Linked DNA regions of Homo sapiens: regions 1, 3 and 4 are each linked to region 2. A link is a contact called in ENCODE Hi-C or POLR2A ChIA-PET data. All regions are on one chromosome and are shown on one strand. The core of a region is the stretch at or near the end of the contact, and the rest is flanking DNA. Distances in the headings are between cores, read along the strand shown. Region 1 has its middle 40 kb from the start of RWDD4. Region 2 has its middle 62 kb from the start of TRAPPC11. Region 3 has its middle 74 kb from the start of STOX2. Region 4 overlaps RWDD4 (RWD domain containing 4).

Evidence for each region. A loop is a pair of places that touch in the nucleus more often than their neighbours do. ChIA-PET counts read pairs that join two places held with the same protein, here RNA polymerase II (POLR2A). Pooled maps may share reads with other maps.
Region 1: a map of HepG2 shows a loop between it and region 2 (4-fold over the local background). The contact joins two enhancer-like sites. A Hi-C loop is called at or near these places in 1 of 168 maps with a recorded cell type or tissue (HepG2), 11 of 37 single-sample maps with no recorded cell type and 11 of 50 pooled maps. POLR2A ChIA-PET finds 5 or more read pairs at or near these places in 2 of 52 experiments (PC-3 and activated T-cell).
Region 3: a map of Right ventricle myocardium inferior shows a loop between it and region 2 (4-fold over the local background). The contact joins two enhancer-like sites. A Hi-C loop is called at or near these places in 5 of 168 maps with a recorded cell type or tissue (PC-3, PC-9, Right ventricle myocardium inferior and 2 more) and 9 of 50 pooled maps. POLR2A ChIA-PET finds 5 or more read pairs at or near these places in 2 of 52 experiments (PC-9 and WTC11).
Region 4: a loop to region 2 is called in a pooled map, with 4 times the contacts of the local background. The contact joins two enhancer-like sites. A Hi-C loop is called at or near these places in 11 of 37 single-sample maps with no recorded cell type and 11 of 50 pooled maps. POLR2A ChIA-PET finds 5 or more read pairs at or near these places in 5 of 52 experiments (AG04449, activated CD4-positive, alpha-beta T cell, activated CD4-positive, alpha-beta memory T cell and 1 more).

The regions. Positions count from the first base shown.
Region 1 is chr4:183,616,289-183,621,988 of GRCh38, forward strand. No RefSeq gene overlaps it. Among named protein-coding and RNA genes, the nearest start is that of RWDD4, 40 kb to the right of the region's middle. Within about 2 kb of position 3,148, at least 8 of the 41 ENCODE cell types and tissues checked have a DNase peak (open chromatin) inside an H3K27ac peak, as active enhancers do.
Region 2 is chr4:183,718,457-183,724,125 of GRCh38, forward strand. No RefSeq gene overlaps it. Among named protein-coding and RNA genes, the nearest start is that of TRAPPC11, 62 kb to the left of the region's middle. RefSeq lists a silencer at 4,246-4,775 and enhancers at 4,727-5,488, 4,886-4,935. Within about 2 kb of position 4,420, at least 20 of the 41 ENCODE cell types and tissues checked have a DNase peak (open chromatin) inside an H3K27ac peak, as active enhancers do.
Region 3 is chr4:183,828,017-183,833,886 of GRCh38, forward strand. It overlaps a transcript of STOX2 not described here. Among named protein-coding and RNA genes, the nearest start is that of STOX2, 74 kb to the right of the region's middle. Within about 2 kb of position 3,074, at least 4 of the 41 ENCODE cell types and tissues checked have a DNase peak (open chromatin) inside an H3K27ac peak, as active enhancers do.
Region 4 is chr4:183,635,203-183,640,757 of GRCh38, forward strand. It overlaps RWDD4 (RWD domain containing 4), which reads right to left. Exons shown (of 8, transcript NM_152682.4): 8 at 4,433-5,555. Among named protein-coding and RNA genes, the nearest start is that of RWDD4, 21 kb to the right of the region's middle. Within about 2 kb of position 2,460, at least 9 of the 41 ENCODE cell types and tissues checked have a DNase peak (open chromatin) inside an H3K27ac peak, as active enhancers do.

The sequences.
Region 1 (5,700 bases), core at 1,898-4,397, 100 kb before region 2:
TTCCCTTGCCTTCTAGCTTCTGGAGGACGCCTGCATTCCTGGGCTATGGCCCCCTCCTCTATCTTCAAGCCATCAGCATAGCACCTTCCCTCCTCTCTGACCTCTGCTTTCATCCGTTTATCCTCTCTCTGATTCTGCTCCTCATGGCTGCTTTGTGTAAGCGCCCTTGTGACCACATTGGGGACCTCCCCCCCATAATCCAGGATTATACACACTCATCTGCATTTAAATCTACATATTATACATAATATAGACACATATTTGTATAATATATTATATCTTTATTTATCTATATAATTTTTTTGAGACATGGTGTCATTCTGTCACCCAGGCTGGAATGCAGTGGCACGATCTTGGCTTACTGCAGCCTCAACCTCCTGGGCTCAAGCGATCCTCCCACCTTAGCCTCCCAAGTAGCTGGAACTACAGGTGTGCACCACCACACCTGGCTAATTCTTAATTTTTTTGTAAAGAAGGGACCTCACTGTGTTGCCCAGGCTGGTCTCAAACTCCTGGCCTTAAGTGATCCTCCGACCTTGGCCTCCCAAAATGTTGGGATTAAAGGCAGGTGTGAGCCACTGCACCCGACCCTTATCTATATATTCAAAACCATGAGTTTGCACCAATGCCTTTAATTCCAATCCAACACCATAAGGTTCAGATTAGTTGTCTTATCATTCACCCTGCAGCTCATTTCCAACAATGAAAAGCCTGACTCCCACCACTTTCAATATGTTTCACTATTGGACTAATCCCTCTTGTGTGTGTTCAGTCTCCCCTCCTGGCCAGACCCCTCCACTCTCCTCACACTACGCGGCCTGCCAGGTGAAAACAATACAGGGACTGCCACTAAGCCCTACTTTTTTTCTTTTATTTTTCTTTCTTTTTTTCCCCTCCCTCCTTCCTCTTTCTTTTCCCTCCCTTCCTCCCTCCCTCCTTTCCTTCCTTTCTTTTCTTTCTCTTTCTTTTTGTTCCTTCCTTCTTCTCTTTTTCTTTCTTTTCCTTCCTTCCTTCCTCTCTCTCTTTCTGTCTCCTTCCTTCCTTCCCTTCCTTCCCTCCCCTTCCCTCCCCTTCCTTCCTTCCTTTCTTCTTTCTTTCTTTCCTTCCTCTTTCTTTTTTTTCAAGGTCAGTCTGGCTCTGTCACCCAGGCTGGAGTACAGAGTGGCCTGATCTTGGCTCAAAGCAGCCTTGACCACCCTAGGCTCAAGCTATCCTCCTGCCTCAGCCTCCTGAGCAGCTGGGACCACAGGGCTGCACTACCACACCGGGATAATTTTTGTGTCTTTTGTAGAGACGGGGTTTCACCATGTTGCCTAGGTTGGTCTCGAACTCCTGAGCTCAAATGATCCACTCACCTTGGCCTCCCAAAGTGCTGGGATTACAGGCATGAGCCACTGGGCCCAGCCTGTTTTTTTCTTAAATACTACTACTTAGAACTAAATGTGAAATCATCCAAATATCATATTATCCTAAATTTGATTAAGATAATTACTGTTGGCTGGAAAAGGTAGTATTACATATGGCTTAATTCCTTTACTGTATAGTCCACAGAGATTGAGACTTTAATCTTCACATTGAGTGGAAAATAAGAGAGAATATGTTCAGATGACAGTAAAATAAAGTCAAATTAGACTTTCAGACAAAATTACATTAAATATATTTTGACATTGAAACAAGTGACCAAGTGCAGTTGAGGAATTTCTTTGACTCATGACATTTACAGTAAGAGTAAATATAGAGGCCGGGCACAGTGGCTCACGCCTGTAATCCCAGCACTTTGGGAGGCAGAGGTGGTTAGATCACAAGATCAGGAGATCCAGACCATCCTGACTAACACGGTGAAACCCCGTCTCTACTAAAAAATACAAAAAATTAGCCCGGCGTGGTGGCGGGCGCCTGTAGTCCCACCTACTCGGGAGGCTGAGGCAGGAGAATCACTTGAACCCGGGAGGCGGAGGTTCCGGTGAGCCGAGATCGCACCACTGCACACCAGCCTGGTGACACAGCGAGGCTCCATCTCAAAAAAAAAAAAAGAAAAAAAAGAAAAAGAAAAACTCAGCTGTTAAACATTTCTTGCTCAAATAACTTCTGTAAAATGCTTAATAGAATAAATAATCGTATCAGTCAGGGTTCTCTGGAGAAACAGAACCAATAAGAGATATATATGTATGTGTGTATGTATACATACACATACAAAGAGACAGCGAGAGAGATTTTAAAGAATTGCTCAAGTAATTGAGGAGGCCGGCAAGTCTGAAATCTCTAGGACAGGCCCACAGGTTGGAAATTCAGGCAGGAGTTGATGTTACCGTCTCGAGTCCGAAATCTGCAAAGCAGGCCAAGCCCTCCGGAAACTCACTCAGAGTTTCTGTGCTGCAGGCTCGAGGCAGAATTCCTTTTTTCTCGGGAAAGGCTCAGTCTCCGCTCTGAAAGCCTTCAGCTGATTGCATGAAGCTCACCCACATTCAAGAGGATAATCTACTTTACTCAGAGTCAGCTGATTGTACGTATCAATCACATCTACACAATACCTTCACAGCAACATCCAAGTTAGTGTTTAACCAAGCAGCTGGGCCCCACAGCCAAGCCAAGTTGAGACATAATGAACCATCACTGTCTCTGTAACTATCTGTTTTCAAAGAAACATTGATTTTCTTTCGCAATCACTTCCAGAAGTTTGACTTAGTATTTCCTACACACTGTTTAACTAACATTGAATTAACTCTTAGTTCCTAATAAAGGTTTGCTAACACATACATACAAATCTTATTAGAAAATTGATTTGCATGTGTTAGAAAACATATTTATTGCATTATTTTGGAACAGTTTTAGTTTTTGCATTATCTCTTCTGTGGTCATATATTGGATTTTCTTTGATGCTTTTCACTGATGACAGCTATTTGGGGGAAAACATAGATGATTTTTACAAAACGCGTCACTGAAAGGGTTTGGGCAGACAACAGTGCGTCTTTTGGTGCAGGCTGGCACTCACACGCAGAGATGCCGCAAGATCAGTCTCCACCCCTCAGACCTCTGCGGAGGGACGCTTGGGTCCGGCTAGTTGGACTAAGACAGCCCCGGACTGCAAGGAAAGGCCTCAAGGCCCCGCCCCCACTCATTTGGGTTCTCTTTTTAAAGGGCAAACCCGAGTGGCCTTGCCAGGGGGAACAAAATGTCTGCTTGGGCATCGGGCAGGCTGGGCTTAGGTGACAGCTGTTCAGGCAGTTCGCTGTCTGGAGAGCCTGTTGCCAGCACCTGTTGACCTTGTGAGAAGTTCCATTTGGGCACAGCCCCTCCTGCAGGGGGAGGGGGGAGGTTCTGGTCCCATTTAGATTGTTGCCAGGCAACCCATATCTTCAGGGTCAGACTGTCCTGTTTGTCTTTCCACAAAGTATACAGACAACCATAAACAAAGCATAGCTTAAGTAACATTTAGATTGTTGAGGGAACATAAAATAGGGCTTGTTTTTTCCGTCCCCCTCCCTCATCATTGCCCAAAGATGTTACTGATTTGAAATAATTTTTAGATGATCTGCGTGCAAGAAAAAACACAGGGACGGCCAGGCGCGGTGGCTCACGCCTGTAATCCCAGCGCTTTTGGAGGCGGAGGCGGGCGGATCACCTGAAGTCAGGAGTTCAAGACCGGCCTGGCCAACACGGTGAAACGCCGTCTCTACTATAAAATACAAAAATTAGCTGGGCATGGTGGCACGTGCCTGTAGTCCCAGCTACTTGGGAGGCTGAGGCAGGAGAATTTGCTTGAACCTGGGAGGCGGAGGTTGCAGTGAGCCGAGATGGCGCCACTATACTCCAGCCTGGGCAACAGAGTGAGACTCCGTCTCAAAAAAAAAAAAAAAAAAAAAAAACACAACAGGGACAAATATCCCATCAGCTAACGCTGTGATGATGTTGTCACAAATTACGAGTGGCCTCAATGGAGTGTGGTACTTTTACAATTTACTGTTTAAATAATGCAATAAATACAAACTACTTAAGTGGTGTATGTTCAATAATGCCACAGAACTCTCTAACTGTTTAATCATTTAGGGCTACATTTCATTATTTCATCTTTATTATATTTCAATCCATCCTCTATCAACACCATAGCAAACCTTCCCTCTAGACCTGTGTATCCAATAAGGCAGCCACTAGCCACATGTGGTTATGTAAATGAAAATTACAATTTACTAGTTTAAATGAACAGTTAGTTCTTCCGTCACCCTAGCCACATTTCAAGTGGTCAATAGCCACATGTGGCTAGTGGCTACTTTATCAGGGAACACAGCTAAAGGACACTTCCATCATTGCAAAAAGTTACATTGGACAGTGTTGCTGACCTTTGGCAGGAAACAAAGTCTTGAATTGTCTGGTGTCCAGGTTTCATAAAAAGCCTGTTTACACCAGAAATGGGCAGAAAAAAGAAAAGAAAAAGCCTGCTTAGGAGAAGCAATATTTACGGAGGATTGGTGGAAGGATGCCCATCTCTATAATTTATTTGAGTTTTAGCTTGGAATCAAGCAAGCCCATAGCAGTGTTTCTGGATCACAGAGTCTTGGCACTCCAGAAAACTGTTTTCATGGAGCCACATTTTAGGATTTTGTCCAATAACTCATTAAGAAACAACCTTGTGAGTATTGCTGTGCAGAAAGTAAAGAATTAAGCATCATGGGGACCTGTCAAAGGACAGATGTGCTAGCCTGATGTGGCATTTACTGGACAAATCTGAGAGAAATTGAGCAGCAAAATAAGTAATGATAAATGGATTACAGAATTAACCCAGCATGAAAATAGTCTGCACTGGCCGGGCGAGGTGGCTCACGTCTGTAATCCCAGCACTTTGGGAGGCTGAGGTGGGTGGATCACTTGAGGTCAGGAGTTCGAGACCAGCCTGACTAACATAGTGAAACACTGTTTCTACTAAAAATACAAAAAATTAGCCAGGCGTGGTGGCACATGCCTGTAATCCTAGCTTCTTGGGAGGCTGAGGCAGGAGAATCACTTGAACCCAGGAGGCAGAGGTTGCAGTGAGCTGAGATCGCGCCATTGCACTCCAGCTTGGGCAACAAGAGCGAGACTGTCTCAAAAAAAAAAAAAAAAAAAAAAAGAAATAGTCTGTACTGATGTCAATTAATATGTGGAGGAGAATGGGAAGTACCATGGAATGCCAACAAATGAATGCAGAGGGAATAATGGAATTCGAACATCGAACATCACCACTTGTCTATTGTTGTAGACATAATTGTTTTATGGAAGAGTCAGCAAAGAAACTAGCAGGTTGGATAGGAGACAAGAGATTTTTATGACACCAAAGTGTCTCCTTATAAGTATTTATTAATTATAAAGATAAAAAATAGTAACTTTACAGTGGAGAAACGGCAGACGCTACCTTAACCAAGCATTCAAAGGTAACATCACCAGTAATGGGAAAAGTAGATATCTTGTGCCCCCTGATGGGATACACTGAGGACTCACTACTACTTCTGAGATGTCCCTGCCGAAAATACTGAATCTGGATCTAATGAGGAAGAACAGGCAACCCCAGACTCAGAAACACTCTACAAAAGCATCTGGCCTGTGCTGTCCAAAATGTCAAGGGCTTCCAAGACAAAGAAAGATTTAGGAAGTGTTCCAGATTAAAGACCAAAGAGACATGATGACAGGTACAAATTTGAGCCTAGATAAGATCACTGAGCAGAAAAA
Region 2 (5,669 bases), core at 3,170-5,669:
GTTTGTGGGCTGGTTGCTGTGGCCATAAAGGAATCCCTATTCCTGAAGACCAGTGGTCCAGCAGGAGACACTGCCACGGCAGCAGGTTCTGACACAGTGTGGTCAGTGCCATGGAAATGGGCACAAGACTAGTAAGTGATGGGATGTCTGGGATTTCCTTTAACATACCTGAAAAGAAACAAAATAACCAGATTGGAGAGAAATGGATGAAACAAGATTTGAAAAATGTTGATAACATTAAAGATGGGTGGGCCTGGGGGCTTTGCCATTCACTCTCCTTTTGGGTATGTCTGGAAATTTCCATAATAAAAAAATAACAAAGGATACAAGGTAGACAGGAGCCCCAGGGAAGGATTAACTTTATTATAGAGTATGAGGAGGAAGCTGCGGGGAGGTAGGGCTTCCTCAAGGAGGGACATTGACATTGGAGTTGTTTTTGTTTTTGTGTTCATAATAAAATGATTCTGTGCTTTTGTTGTGTGGGAATGCATTTCCATCATCCATGAACAGATAATGTTATGTGAACTGGATTTTGGAGGACATAGAAACGTTTGTAAAATAAACAGATCAAGGAAGAGCTTTCCAGGTGATGAAAGGGACTGTTGGCATGCACCCCTGCGGCACCCTGGCATGCCAGTGCTTTGAACATAGACAGACTTGTCCACTGTTGAGTAAACCTAACCTTTATTTTTTTCTTCCTTAGATATTCAGTGATAAGAGAATGGTGAGCAGGGGATGAAACTCACTTAAAAATGCAAGCGCGCTTGCTGCTGTCTCCCTGCACCTCTGCAGAGCAGGGCTTCTCTCCCGGAGCTTTTGGAGGAAGCTGGTCTTCTTTTTGGTAATGCTCATCAGCTTGAAGAACCGTAGTCTGAAAAAATATTTGATCTTGGAGAATAATTCAAAATCACTATCTCAACAAAGGACTGAATTCCAAATGCCAAATTTAACAGGAACAGTTCATAAACCCTTTATTCAAGATGAAATAGGCCAGGCGCGGTGGCTCAGGCCTGTAATCCCAGCACTTTGGGAGGCCGAGGTGGGCGGATCACGAGGTCAGGAGATCGAGACCATCCTGGCTAACACGGTGAAACCCCGTCTCTACTAAAAATACAACAAATTACCCGGGTGTGGTGGCGGGTGCCTGTAGTCCCAGCTACTGGAGAGGCTGAAGCAGGAGCATGGCCTGAACCCGGGAGGCGGAGCTTGCAGTGAGCCAAGATCATGCCACTGCACTCCAGCCTGGGAGACAGAGTGAGACTCCGTCTCAAAAAAAAAAAAAAAAAAAGATGAAATACGGAATTATTCAGTCATAGGATGGGAGGGGCTCCGTAATAGCTTTTTAAAATCAAACAGCTGATTTTTTTTTAATCAAAGGTATTAGTGACACCATTTGGTCAGACTACATTTACGATATTCTCTCCACTTCTGATTGCCATCCTTTATTTCATTTTACTTTTTTATTGTGACCATTTCCGAACAGACACAAAAGTAGAGACTGTTACACACTTCCATGCTTATACTCAGCTTCAGCCATTAATGCCTTGCCCTCTACCATCCATCCTCCCTACCTCATTTCACCAGAAAGAAAAGGACTTTTAAAATCACACAACCACAATGCATTATTACATCTAATCAATTATTTCTTTACATTGTCTAGTATAACATATTCAATTTTCCCTAAGTCTTTTTACAGTTGGCTTGTTTGAATATGGATCCAAACAAGGTCCATCATTATATTGTTTCATTTCATGTAGAACAGTCCCGTCCCCCTTTATATCCCCTATTGACTTGATGAAGAAATGGGTCAGTTGTTTTGTAAAATATCCCACATTCGGGGTTTAGTTAATTGCAACCCCAGGGTGTTTATGTAACTTGTTCCTCTATCTACTGTTTTTCCAATGGACTGGGAGTTAGAGTTACAAGCTAGCCTGAGCTCAAATTCTTTCTCCTTCTCATCCTCCCTCCAGTTCTTCTCTCCTCTACTTCCTTCCTTTCACCCTCCTTCTCTCTCCCTCACTCCTTCCTTCCATCTTTCCTTTTTTTTTTTTTTTTTCAGAATAAGGCTATTTCATAGGTGATATTTCCCATCACCACACTTCTGTCTCGTCTCGCTTTTCGTGGTAAGACTGATCAATGGGTTTAGAGGATGGCAGCCTAATTCCTTTATCATAAGGTTCAGCTAAACAGCCATCGATGCAATTGTCTGAATTGAATGACGCTCATTGCATTGACGCATTGATCGCTGTTTAGCTGAACTGTATATTTAACTTAAATGTTTTAAAATTAGAAGTTTTTCAATTGGAAGTTGCAAAATGTAATTAAAGAATGCTATTCTGCATTCATTGACTGGAATTCTTAGAGAATTTTTTTTCCTCATCCACTAGGTCTATTTAATTACCCTACAATATAGTTCCTACAGCAAAGAGAACTTTTTTTCTTAATTCAGCCCATCAGACAAGGAAGCAAAGATAATTTTTAATAACCTAATTCCTTCTCTTTATTTGTAATTTTCTTCCTTTTTTTTTTTTTTTTTTGAGACGAGCCTAACTCTGTCACCCAGATGGGAGTGCAGTGGCATGATTTTGGCTCGCTGCAACCCCCGCCTCCCGGGTTCAAGTGATTCTCCTGCCTCAGCCTCCCAAGAGTAGCTGGGATTACAGGCGCGCACCACCAAGCCCCGCTAATCTTTGTATTTTTAGTAGAGACGGGGTTTCACCAGGATGGCCAGGCTGGTCTCGAACCCCTGGGCTCTAGTGATCTGCCCGCCTCAGCCTCCGAAAGTGCTGAGATTACAGGAGTGAGCCCCAGCGGCCGGCCTCTGTATTTTTAATTTTCAGTGTAACGAGTTGGTGGCCCTCCTATCTCTAATGTTATCCCAGAGCTTCGGTGTTTGTGCTTCGTGCCCTCTCCGTTTCTCCCCTGTTCTTATGGAATAATGATGTGCATTAGGAGCCTGGGGTCAGGAGTCCAAGGTTAGGGTGAGGGCTTTCCCGTGGTGTTGGCAGCAGCTGGCGCCTGCGCCCTCCGTGCAGGAGAGCAGCTCCCTCCAGCGGCTTCCCTCGCGCTTTGTGCCTTGCCCACCGCTCAGACGCTCTGCTCTGAAAAGTAAAGTTCACAAGGTATCTTCAGCTGCAAGGATAAAATCAAGAAGACAACTTCAAACACAACCTTTATCAACTTAAAATCAATATTAATGTACGAATGGTCCGAATGGTCACCTTGGGAAATCAGTGAAAGGGCCTGACATGGAGAAGAGATTAAATTATGTTTAATAAATGTTCATTTTATGTTCATTCTTTGAAAACGGGCACTCATTGAGTGACAGATCTTTTACCACACACAAACACTAACAGATACGCGTAACTGCGCCCTGCGACATTTTATTTTCCGGCTGCTCCCCCTCCGCTGTCAGGTGGGCAGTGTCCACGGTGCTTAGGGGAACAGGAGGGGTTCCGGTGCTGCTTCCCTTCCGTGCACAGAAAATCCACCCAGGCTGGCGCGGCGGCTCACGCCTGTAATCCCAGCACTTTGAGTGGCTGAGGGGGGCGGTTCACTTGAGGTCATGAGTTCGAGACCAGACTGGCCAACACGGTGAAACCGTCTCTACTAAAAATAAAAACCGTCTCTGCTAAAAAAATTAGCCAGGCTAGGTGGCGCGCCTGTAATCCCAGCACTCTGAGAGGACAAGGCGGGTGGGTCACCTGAGGTCAGGAGTTCCAGACCAGCCTGGCCAACAAGGTGAAACCGCATCTCTACTAAAAATACAAAAATTAGGCCGGGCGCGGTGGCTCACGCCTGTAATCCCAGCACTTTGGGAGGCCGAGGCGGGCGGATCACGAGGTCATAAGATCAAACCATCCTGGCTAACACGGTGAAACCCCGTCTCTACTAAAAATACAAAAAAATTAGCCGGGCGTGGTGCGGGCGCCTGTAGTCCCAGCTACTCGGGAGGCTGAGGCAGGAGAATGGCGTGAACCCGGGAGGCGGAGCTTGCAGTGAGCCGAGATCCCGCCACTGCACTCCAGCCTGGGGGAAAGAGCCAGACTCCGTCTCAAAAAAAAAAAATAAAAAATAAAAAATTAAATTAGCCTGGCGTGGTGGCAGACATCTGTAATCCCAGCTACTGGGGAGGCTGAGGTGCGAGAATCATTTGAACCCGGGAGGCGGAGGTTGCAGTGAGCCGAGATCGCGCCACTGCACTTCAACCTGGGCGACAGAGGGAGACCTCATCTCAAAAAAAAAAAAAAAAAACAAAAGAGGAAACAAACAAACAAAAAACCTACACCAGCCCAGCCTCTCTAGCGAGGCTCACCCGCCCGCCCGGCCCCCGCACCCGGTCTCGGCTTCTCTGGCCAGGCCGCGGGGCCGTTCGGCGCGGGGCGGGGCGTCGGGGAGTTTCCGCAGCGGTTAGACCGGCCAGGGGACCTCGGGACAATGAGCCTTTCTGTTTTAAAGCCGGAACCCAGCCGGGCCGCGCCGCGAGGAGGCTCCCCTGAGGCTGGCAGGAGAGACCTGCAGAAACTCGTGCGCGCCGAGCGAGGCGGGCGCCCTGGGGCTGGGGCACGCGGCCGGCGGGGGCCGCCAGGGAGCGGCCGTGGCGGGACCAGGACTACGGTGCGCCCCGCCGCCGCCAGCACCCGCCTTGGGAAGCCCGTCCGACGCGTACGCTGCAGGGGCCTTCAATAGGGGCTGTCGCCACCTGCACCCGCGCCGCTGCGGTTCGCAGGAAACTCCTGTGGCTTTTCGGAAGCACAATGCAGAACGCCCGGTGAGGGTTTGCAAAGCCGCCCTGGGAGATGCCGCAGTGTGAAACCTTTACGGTTGCACCTGGCCTCTCTGCTGCATCTGGCCTGTCTGCTGCACCTGGCCTCTCTGCCCCACCTGGCCTCTCTGCCCCACCTGGCCTCTCTGCTGCATCTGGCCTCTGCTGCGCCTGGCCTGTCTGCTGCATCTGGCGCCTGTTGCACCTGGCCTCTTGGCTGCAACTGGCCTCTCAGCTGCGCCTCTTTGTTGCCTCTGCAAACTCGGGTGCCCTGGAGCTTCCTACCCAGAAGTGAGTGCCGTGCACACTGCAGGTGCGAGGTGCCCCTCCTTCTGTCTGTTCTGTTTGGTTTGGCAGATGACAGCACTCTCAGTGGGGCCTGAAACCTTGACAGTCATGGCTTTCTTTGTAAGGACTCTCTTCCTTCATTAAATCGCTTGTATTTGGATTACAGAGATCTGTCATAAAGAGATTCAGTACTTAATAATAACGTGGGGAAAGGATCACCAGGTACTGTTAAGAAAAAAGCAAGGACAGAACAGTGAATACGGTAATGATCTTGTTTCGTAATACAAAACAAAACAGACACTATGCAAATACAAACCCAAAGGAAAATGATCATGCATAAAAATACTGTTTTTGGGCCGGGGGCTGTGGCCCATGCCTATAATCCCAGCACTTTGGGAGGCCAAGGCAGGAGGATCACTTGAGTCCAGGAGTTCAAGATCAGCCTCGGCAACAAAGCGTGACTTCGTCTCTACAAAAATTAAAAAGAAATTAGCCAGGCGCTGGTGTGGGCCTGTAGTCTCGGCTACTTGAAAGGCTGAGGTATGAGGATTGCTGGAGCCCAGGAGGTCAAGGCTGCATTGAGCTATGATTGTGCCACTGCACTCTAGGCTGGGCG
Region 3 (5,870 bases), core at 1,824-4,323, 110 kb after region 2:
ATGTTTGCATAAACATTTTTTTACAGTTCATTTGTTCAAATCAGGATCCCAACAAAAGACAGTCTATTTTTGAGAATGAATTTTTAAAGCAAAGTACCTGAAAATGTTGTGTACTTGTTGCACTTTATTCAGCAAATGTTTATTGTGCCCATGTTTGCAAGGCACGGTTTGAGGCTGGAGAAAGAGACTTCCAAGGAGCTGCCAGCTGGCTGTGATGACAGGGTGGACTCGGAAACTGGCAGAGGGTGTTGGCGCATTTTGCCTCTGAAGTCATAAGTTTGGGTGAGTGACACAGCGGTAGAGTCTTGACAGGGCTGGGGAAGGTGGGAGGAAGAAACAGCCCCAGGAAAAGAGGATGGGTGTGGCTCGGGGGATGTGTTTAGATTCTTCAGTCATATTCAGTCTAACATGTCTATTTCCTGTATTTCATTCTTCGTCTCTACCCTTCCACTTGATTTTTCTTGCAAGTTGTTATGTTGGCTTTTCCCCCCTTTATAAAAAAAATGGTCAGGAACTTGGGGAGGTGCATTGAATGATGACAGTGTGTTTGAGTAAAGTAAATGAATGCAGTGGGGTAAATCCATGCTTTTAGGGCATAATCCCAGAGGCGACAGATTTAAGTTTTTAGGTACATGCTTTTATTATTCAGGCTGGCTCTTGGTACTGAAAATGTCTTGACAAATGAGCCAGCATTCAGATAACTGAAAAAATGAACTTCTGTGAAATACTTCTGTTTGCTTTGAAATTATTCATCACTTTGTTTGGGGGACCTTGCCAAATTCAAAGTGGAGTATTGTGATGTACCTTGAGCCTGATGGAGTTTTTTTCTGTATTTAACCAAGATCACACTTTAAAACTAGACAGAGAATCATGGGTACCTTGTAAAAAACCTACCACGGACGCCAGACCTGGTGCTGCAGACACATGTGTTTTGTCAGGTAGATTTAAGTTGTAACAGGCAGAAGAAGGAAAGCAGTTTGGCTTGGGTGCCAACCGGGAGATTAGCAATTTGCTGATTTCAGCTGTTTTATGGCAACATTTATAAAGTTGACTAATTTTCTCCACAGATATTTTGCCAATTAGCATTAAGAAACAAGAGAATTTAGAAATAAACTTTTGCTCTTTTCCTATCCAAAGAAAGTGGTCTTTTGTTTTTAAAAATCTATCATCTTTTTCTTTGATGAGAGAAATTATATTTGAGGCATTTAGTTAATCTGCTATTCTTTGAAACATACACATTCTTATTTTGGAAAAATTAAAAACATTCATCTCTACATTCAACATTCTTTAAGACTGGTGGGATTGTGAGTTGCAGTAGTAGCAGAAAGAAAAGACAGAACGTGGAAAAAAGCCGTTTCCTTTCTCTTTTTGTTGCAACTTCTAGTCCCTTGTCATTTGTTTGTCTTTGTCACACTTGCAGGCCTTTCCAACCCCCAGAATCTAGGGTACTGTTATACATAACTAGAAGACTTCTATGCGCCAGATTATTTAATGCTCCTCATTCCCTTTGCATTTGGTGGCACGTCTCCCTCATGTCTTTGTATTAAACTGTCAGTCACCAGCATAGGTAACACAGTACACTTTAAATTTCTTGTGAAAATCAGCCCTTGGTCACATTGTCTTAGCCATGGGCCAAGGCCTTCAATTCCAGCCCCACCTCAGGAGTTCACAGATAGTGAGTCAATACGTTCCCTGTAATTTTAAGCCAGCTCGACTTGCGGTTTCTGTTACTTGCAACCAGATGCACCTAATGGATCCTGATTGTAATGAACTTTATAATTAGATTTTCTGTTATGTGTTGGAAATGAAACAGAGTAATTCTCCTCTCCTGGCCAAGGAACTTACACTCCCAAAGAGACACGAAGAAAAGTGAACACTTACTGAGCATCTGCTGTGTGTGCTGGGTGTTTCAGAGACATTTCCTCATGGAATGCTGAAGATGGCCATTACTGGGCCTGCTCCCTCTTCTTGCAGGTATGAGTGATGGGGTAGAATCGGCGAATCCTTTAGATCTTTACTGCATTGTTGCTGAAGTTATGCTGATTGTGACTATTTCTGGGCTGTCAATGGATTTTTATGTGGCCCTGAGCACAGTGTCTCAGGGAGGTAGGGCTATTTCCAGTGTCTGAGCAGAACTAATTTCACATCCCCCCCAACAAGGTATCTAGGGTCACCTGGTGCGTTGTTACTTGCTTTTCTGCTAACCTGCTTTCCTTGCACACAGTAGAAAATTGGGCTAGGAGTAACATACTGTTCTAACTATAATTAAAAGAATTCCCCCTCATTGGCCAAGTGCAAGCACATGGGGTTTTTACACTCTCAGTCGACTGAATTACATTCTAGGTGCACTGAGAGTTTGCTACTATGGGTGTTATCTTGTTTTCTGAATTCCACTGGGTGATAAAATGCAACTACAGCTGTGTCCTTCTGTGGGAAGGAGGGAGTCCAGTGAAGTCCTCTGTGCCAGGGCTGGGAGAGATGGTCATGAGGGTTCTTATCCTTTGACCTTAGCCATGACCCCAGGCTGGCTTTACCTTTGACCCTGCCCTTTTGATGTGCCCAGGGCTGGTCTGGCCTGGCTAGTAGTCACTCCTTGTGTGGCAGTTAGCTGAGGGTATATCTGAGGGTGATATAGGGTATATCTGTTGGTTGAAATTAGCTGGGATGAAAACATACCTTTCATCATAGGCCAATGGCTCATTGAAAAGAAATTAGTCATGAACTTCACTGTCAGCTGAAAAGTAGTCATTAAGGGCCCTCCTCCAACAATAGGACACTTGTTCCGGTTTCAGGGTCACCTGATCCACACCAATAGGGGAAGACTGGGGAAGAATGCTGTGCAAAACGTTTTCAGAGGTTGTAACAGGCAGGTCTGCATTTTTAGAATTTTTTTTTTTTTTTTGGCTAGCTGTATATGATTGAACAGTTTTCAGTTTCAAAGTTGCAGGCTTTGGTGTTTAGATCCTTCCTAGGCTGGTGGTAGAAGAATCCTGGGATTCTGGGTTAGTCCTCGGCGGAGATGGCCAAGCACTACATGGGACCGAACTCCGGGCCTGAGCAGCTGGCTTGGAGGGTGTTGGCTTTTCTCCTTCCTGGTGGGTGTGGAGGCGTGAGGGGGGATGGTGGGGGGATGGAAGATTTCAGTGAGAGTTGTTTATTGCTAAAGGTCTACAGGAGAGAAGACGATTTGAAAGGCAGGATACAGTAGGTTAAAAAGGTTGTCCTGTACAGAACACACCCACAGAAATTGCACACATGTAAGGAAAATTGTGGCAGGAAAGAAGCTTGGCTCTTTTGCCTTTCTTCATTTCCGCCCCCAAGTTTGCCTTGAACTTGGAATCTTACGTTATAAACGTTGCCAAATTGCAGCTCCAATCAGGAAACAGATGGTTAGGCAGTACCAGAAAACACAAATAATTGTGGGGACCATGAACATTAGTTCATGAACATTAGAAAACCCTGATGGAAAGTTTAGAACTATGTACATTTTTTTTTTTTTTGGTGAATATCAGACTTAAATAATTGCGAAAAGAATGGTCTAGAAATATTTTGCTAGGTATTAGAATTTTGTGGTACAGTAAACAATTAATCAACTTCTAGTTTATAAAAAATCTGCTGTGCTGTATAATTCTTAAAAATAAATTTAGTCAGTGATGGATGCGCTGAGGGCCCTGACCACCACGAAGCAATAGATCAGGTAGCAAAATGCACTTGTACCCCACGGATATAGACAAAAAACACTAAAAGTAAATACATAGATAAATAAATTTTGTTAAGCTTATCTGCCTTAGTTTCTGTCTAGGTGGCTGTAAACACGCCCTGGTCTCATTTCCGAGGCTTTGTACTTCCTCTTTTCTCTCCTGGGACAGCTCTGCCCAATTTTTCCTGTTTCCAGGCTTTAGTCCCCTTCTCGGCCCCTCCCTGAAGCTTCTTCTGGTGAATTCTGCAGTTCATTCATTTCTTCTTCTTCTTCTTTTTTTTTTTTTTTTTGAGACAGAGTTTCACTCTTGTTGCCTAGGCTGGAGTGCAATGGAGTGATCTTGGCTCACTGCAACCTCTGCCTGCTAGGTTCAAGTGATTCTCCTGCCTCAGCCTCCTGAGTAGCTGGGATTACAAGTGCCCGTCACCATGCCCGGCTAATTTTTGTATTTTTGGTAGAGACAGGGTTTCACCATGTTGGCCAGGCTGGTCTCGAACTCCTGATCTCAGGTGGTCCGCCCACCATGGCCTTCCAAAGTGCTGGGATTATAGGCAGGAGCCACCACACCTGGCCCTGGAGCTCATTCATTTCTATTTGTTTCTGAAAGCAGGGACTCTAAATATTACTAACCCCATTTTGGCTCCTAGTTGTATGCTTATCTCTGTTAGAGAAGACTCTTGAAATTATCTAAGGAATGTAATACTTCATCCAGTTTTTTAAAACTCTAGAAAGCTAGATTCTGCAGCTTCTTAGTAGCCTATAACCGACTCTTTTTTTTTTTTTTTTTTTTTTGAGACGGAGTCTTGCTCTGTCACCCAGGCTGGAATGCAGTGGCATGATCTCGGCTCACTGCAATCTCTGCCTCCTGGGTTCAAGCGATTCTCCTGCCTCAGCCTCCCAAGTAACTGGGATTACAGGTGCCTGCCACCATGCCCGGCTAATTTTTGTATTTTTAGTAGAGACAGGTTTTACCATGTTGGCCAGGCTGGTCTTGAACTCCTGACCTCAAGTGATCCGCCTGCCTTGGCCTCCCAAAGTGCTGGGATTAGAGGCGTGAGCCACCACACCCAGCCTATAACTGGCTCTTACCCTTACTGTCGTTAGGCTCTTCCTCTGACTCTCGGCTCAATTAAAAAGATGAGGTAAACTTTATACACAATCCCTTCATGTATATTTAAGGAACAGTGATGTCTCCTTTTAACTTCACCTCTGCAGACCAAACACTACAGATTCCGTCAAAACCTGTTACAGCATGCTGATGTTTTTCAATCTCCAATAGGAGTATTAGTCAGCTATTAAGAATATTTTGCTAATTTGTTACCAAATATGGATTATCCATGGCGATGGTCTACCTGAAATTTCCCCTGTGAAATGGACATGGTTCAGTGAGTTTGAACATTGATACACTCAGTTCTTAATCGTCTTTCTAAATTCAGTGACAGTTCTTTTTTTATTGCCTAATAACCGCTTGCAAGAAGTCAAGTCCAGACTCTTCCTGATTTTGTAGGAGCGTTTGTGCTTTGCAACCTGCCCCATGATTATGGTGTGACCTGTCAGGATTCCCTTCGTGGTTACTTAGCAGAACGCTTAGGTCTGGCATCATCAAAGAATGTCTAACTCTGCTTGGTAATGATGAAACTGGTGGGGGTTTTTGAATTACTCTTAAAAAGTTATTTCCCCAGGTAAGTTCATAGCCTGGATATTTCCCCACATAAAAGATCAAACATTCCTTAATCTCTTCTCTATATCCCACCCTTTAAGACCTTCAGGTTAGAGAGGAGACATTCTGAAAAAATCCAAATGCAAACAGTGGTATGTCAGAAGAAATGGTTTCAAGTGGTCGCAACAGAGAAATAGCGTTGGCAAGGCGGGATCGGGGCTGATGAAAATGATACAGGCTTTTATATTTCTGCAGGAGTTTTTTTTTTTTTTCATTCCAAGCATACCAGAGTTTCACCAAAGCAGGTAGAAAGAATGTGAGAAGGGCCGGGCGCGGTGGCTCACGCCTGTAATCCCAGCACTTTGGGAGGCCGAGGCGGGCGGATCACGAGGTCAGGAGATCGAGACCATCCCGGCTAAAAACGGTGAAACCCCGTCTCTACTAAAAATACAAAAATTAGCCGGGCGTGGTGGCAGGCGCCTGTAGTCCCAGCTACTTGGGAGGCTGAGG
Region 4 (5,555 bases), core at 1,210-3,709, 85 kb before region 2:
TATTTATAGGATCAGTTAAACAAAACTAGTATCATTATCAATTGATTTTTTTTCAATTGCTTAGGCTAAAATCCAATTTGGAGTTAGCTTCGATGCCTCTAGCTCTCCCACATCCTTCGTTGGATTCACCAGCAAGCCCGTCAGCAGTTCCTTCACTATATATCCAGAAACTGACCGCTTCTCACCCACTCCCACCTCCCACCCTTGTCAAGGAATCGTCATTCTTCACCCACTTCCTCAACAGCTTCCTAACTGGCCTTCCTGCCTTCCCTCTTGCTTGCCTATTCTCAACACACAAGTCAGATCCCCTCACTCCTCCGCTCAATACATACCCTCTGAAGGCTTTCCGCCTCACTCAGTAAAAAGCAGACTTGGAGCAGAGGAAACAGCCAGAACAAAGGCCACAGGCAGGATCATGTTGGGGAAGACGAGGGGAGGGCCAGAGCTAGCAGGAGTCTATGGCCTTAGAGACTAGTTCACGCTAAAAGTAGCCGAAACTAGTTACCCCCGCGGGGTGGAGATTGTGAGAGAAGGGAAAAAGATCTTTTTTTTACAAAATTAAAAGCCCTGCAGAACTACTTGCCTTCTAAAACTATCTACATGTATGACTTTGATAAAAATAAAAAATAAGAAATTTTAAAACACTGACATATAAAAAGAAAAATATAGAAACCAACGGAAAAATGTAACAGATGGTATTTGTCAGCATGCAGCGGGAGTTCAGCTTTCCTTCAGCAGATGGACGGACATTCTTATAACCAAAACTGCATGATTCCTCAGTTATCATGAGAATTTCAAACAAAAAAAACTAACATCTATCAATTTAAAATTTGTGAGATGCCCGTGGGAGGTAAAGAATATTTTGTTAGTGTAATTTATCAAGTGAAATGGCAAAGTGACAATGGTAGGTTTAGCGATCTTCAGAAAAACAGAAGGGGGAGGAAAAGGTTTGATAGTTTTTTTGTTTTTGTTTTTTGAGACGGAGTCTGTCTCTGTCACCCAGGCTGGAGTGCAGAGGCACAAACTCGGCTCACTGCAACCTCTGCCTCCTGGGTTCAAGCGATTCTCCTGCCTCAGCATCCTGAGTAGCTGGGACTGCAGGCCACCCAGCTAATTTTTTATTTTTAGTAGCGATGGGGTTTCACCATGTTGGCCAGGCTGGTCTCGAACTCCTGACCTCAGCTGATCCTCCCGCCTTGGCCTTCCAAAGTGCTGGGATTACAGGCATGAGCCACCACACCAGGCCAATAGTTTTGTGTTTTAAAAATAATCATACTGTTGCGTAGATATTTGAAAAAAGTGTGATTTTAGTAATACAAAGGATAGTGAAGAGAATATGAAAGCTAAAGTGTTGGCTTTCTGCGAAGAAGCCTCAGAGATGAAAATCTCCCGTAGGCTCCAGGGTCCAAATCTTCGTATGTTCCTTCACAGATGAGACTGACTGTAAGCAATGCAGAACACCTACTGCCCTCTGTAAAAACAAACATATGGCATGCAGCGTCTTCTTGCCGTAGGAGCAGGAGAATGAAGAGCCGGAGCAGTTAGGAGGAAAAGCTTCCTCCTTAGTCAATTCCACCGCCATGTTAAACACAAAGATTTTCCCCGATTGCTTTGTGTACTCTAAAAACTGCCCCAGTGTTAAACTTTTAAGGTTGATTTCTAATCACCCAATTATGAAGCAAAATATTTTAAATCTGCATCCCCCCCTCCACTCCCCAACAGTTTCCTTCTTTTCTAAGCTGGATTCTCTTTCACTAACAACAGAGCATAGACGTAGTTTGTTATTTAAAATATCAAGAATAGTTTCCCAACAGGCCAGACTTCGTGGCAGGCAGAGAAAAGGACCTATTATAGATCCAGAAGGCTGCAGCCAAACAGGCAAGATCACTTAAAACTTCCCAGGTGCCAGCAATAACAAACAGAAAACGGGCAGGGGTGGGGACGCTTCCTGCCTTACTGTATCACCACAATCAACCTATTACGACAATTTATTCTGGAAACTAGATTTATACAGGAAGCTCAGCAAGCAAAAATGGTATTCCTCTAGAAATGGGAAAGTTAAAATAATTTTCTTATTTTTGGTTCTCATTAGTGAGAAATTAAGGCTATTAAAATTACTTATTTATTCAGGCATTGCCTCTTAAAATGTTCTCAGCTCTTCATATAAGCAAAAATTATCATGCAAGAATTTTCATTATTACAAATTTACAAAGTCATTAAAGATCTCATTCTCAATCAAACACTTGCTCCTCTCCTCATATTGTGCAATGTAGCTTTACTTAATTGATCTTCAGGAATAATGCAAAAATCAATGATAAAAGTCCTTAGCCCTTTGAAAGGCACATTTTGTGCCTCTGAAAATTAACAATCTTCATATAAAAGTCGTTTCATCTTTCGCGTGCTCTGATCAGTGGCTTTCACACTTTTTTCATGACTCATTTTAATAAACTTTACATAGTGACTCAGTACCCATACATGCACACCCCAAACTAAAGTTTTCACAGGGAAAAAAAACCCTCTTACAACAGGTAGTGCATGCTGGTATTTTCTGTTCAATTCTATTGTCTCCCATTCCATTAAAAAATGTTAGTAAAGACCCCTAATTAATTTCCTCACTAAAGGAACACAAATTTGAAAATCACTCTGGGTTACATATTACTTATTTTTTTGTCACATTAACTGAAAATACTGAAATTTTGAATCTTAGATGTCCAATCCCTCTTGTTCTGTTTTCACTCTGGAATATTCAAAGGTAAAAACACGCAAACACAAATCTCTATTGTTACTACATAGCATGACTTTTATATTTATTATTTATTTTTGAGACAGGGTCTTGCTCTGTTGCCCAGGCTGGAGTGCAATGGTGTGATCTCTGCTCACCACAACCTCCATCTCCCGGGTTCAAGCGATTCTCATGCCTCAACCTCCTGAGTAGCTGGGATTACAGGTGCCTGTCACCACGCACAGCTAGTTTTTTTGTATTTTTAGTAGAGATGGGGTTTTGCTATGTTGGCCAGGCTGGTCTTGAACTCCTGGCCTCAAGTGATCTGCCTGCCTCGGCCTCCCAAAGTGCTGTGATTACAGGAGTGAGCCACCACACCCTGCCAAATTTATGGTTAAAGCAATCACAGCCAGCCCTCTGGAAACACTGGCCGAATCCTCAATACTGCTCTCTTCTGGGAATCTGGAGTCCTGGTTACTCGGGAGCCTAGGTCCTGGGGAGGCTGCAGTGAGTTATGATCGTGCCACTGCACTCCAGCCTGGGTGACAGAGCAAGACCCTATCTCTCTACAAAAAAAAAAAAAAAAAAAGAAAAGAAAAACCCTCCGAAAAAATTCCAAGATCCAGGGTTAGGCACATCTACAGTACCAAGCAGGGCTTGGTGAAAGCTTGAATCAAGCAACAAATAAAAAAAAGCTGTGGCCTGTGACAAAACGGTGTGGAATGATTCTAATGCTGCAATCAAAAAGAGAAAATCCAAAGTGCCGGCCAGTACCCGTTTCATTCCATAGGATATTTAAACATATCAGATTTGTCAAGGTTCACTGCAAGTGTATTTGTCATCTTTAAATTCAATTTCAATTTTTTCATTTCAAGAAGTTCTCTTTGGTTTTCAAATCTTCTGATAATTGTCTTGTTCCCCATTCAGTTTATTTATTTAAAACACACTTTGAGTCTGTAGAGTATCACTATACCCTTGTGGCTCCTGTTCCCCTAAGATTTTTGGGCAGGCTCTCATGCCTTGCTTTTATGTATTGTGATTTTTGACTGTGAGGACACATTCCATAAACTCTTTATGGGGCACCTCACTGGTGGTCTGGGTTCAAGTTGAGTTCTGAAAGAACAGAGATGTGTGTTCATTTCTAACAGTTACCTAGAGCCCCTACTGATTTGGTTCAACTAAGATATTGGCTTGAGGTTTTGTCTGTTTTAAAATCATACATAGGGGGAGGAATTTGGGCTGAAATCCAAGTGTGAGGTAACTTGGGGGCACAAACTGTCAGGAGTGTGTGTGTATCCATACTTATATATGTGTATATATATGTATATACTTATATTTTACTCTTCCATCCAGAACCAGTTCCAAGACAGAAATTTCCTCAGGGCTCGCACTGGAGGATGGGCCTCAGTCTTACAGATGTGTCGGGGGTATGACTCCCTAACCTAGGCTGATCCTGGCCTTCATCTCTTGTCTTCTGGGCCCTTGAAGCTGAAAACTAAAGCTGTCCTTAACCTCTAGGTTCCAACTTTCACTGAATTTTTTGGCCTCTAGGCATTCCTTTTCTCCTGTGAGCTCATTTGAAAAACATTTTTTAATCCAACATTTTGAATAGTTTCTAGTAGGAGGGTACATCTTGCACCATAAGGCCATGCAGATTTATAAAATCAACAATTCTCTCTGAAGTGATCTGAAATAAAATGTGTAGAAAAATCGCTGTGTATAATTCAGACTTTATTGCTTATTAATTATGTCACTCCACAAAATTTTAAGTAAACAGACATTGAGAAAATATACTGGGAGTGTTAAACAGATGACGGCAATATTGATGAGGCTGTTCAAGTGTTTTACATAAGGTAATAAGAGGTACCACCATCACCAGAACCCCTACAAATTTTTACATTTCATATAAAAAGAGTAAAAATAGTTCATTGGCATGTAACTAGCATCATTCTCTGTAATCTATGAGCCATAATAAGCCTGAACAATTTCAGTCTCTTCAGAGCAAAACAAAGTATTTTATTCCACTAGCAGATGTTTCTCCAAAAACAAAAAACAAACCAATACAACCACAAATACTACCCACACACAACCCTGAAACATAAGTTGCCATATTCCAGTGGTCCTGAATTTTAACATGTTTTGCTCTACATTAATTCAAGAAATAAAATGAGAAACAGCTTTGAAAATGAGATTAACTCCTTTGCTGTAATTATACTTACTCTATAATTCAAACTATTTAGCTGAAGTCAGTTAACGAGTAAAAACCGCGGATACAGCTCAAACTGCTCTTAACTTCTTTAAATGTTTACTGTTCTATCAAAACTCAGACCCAAGCTGCACAGGTGTAACTTGAGGCACTAACAATCTTCCTACCAGACGTAATAGTTTTATGTGTTCTTAAAGCTGGGCGCATATACAAAATCACTGTACATCACACATAAACATCAGAAACTTTTCTTGGCACAACTAGACCAATAGTTTCCTCTATTATTATTATTTTTAAATCAAGCATGTGTAACAGTTCAGCATTTAAAAGACTCCCATGTATATGATTAAAAAGATGCTCAGGTTGAGAAATACATTTGAATACTTGAAAAGACACTCCAAAAAGAAACAAGACTTGAAATGTGGTTTTATGTTGAACCATTTAGGAGACCTCAGTTATCCAACAACTAAAAGCACACAACAGCAGATAAATAGGATTTTATTAAAATCAATGTCTCCAACAATACAAAAACTAAATATTAAGGCATCTTTTACTCCCATCCTGGTATATGCAAGAGAAATGTTTTAAGAAAGGGCCAGCATTTCTTACTAAAATGCTTTCTAGTGT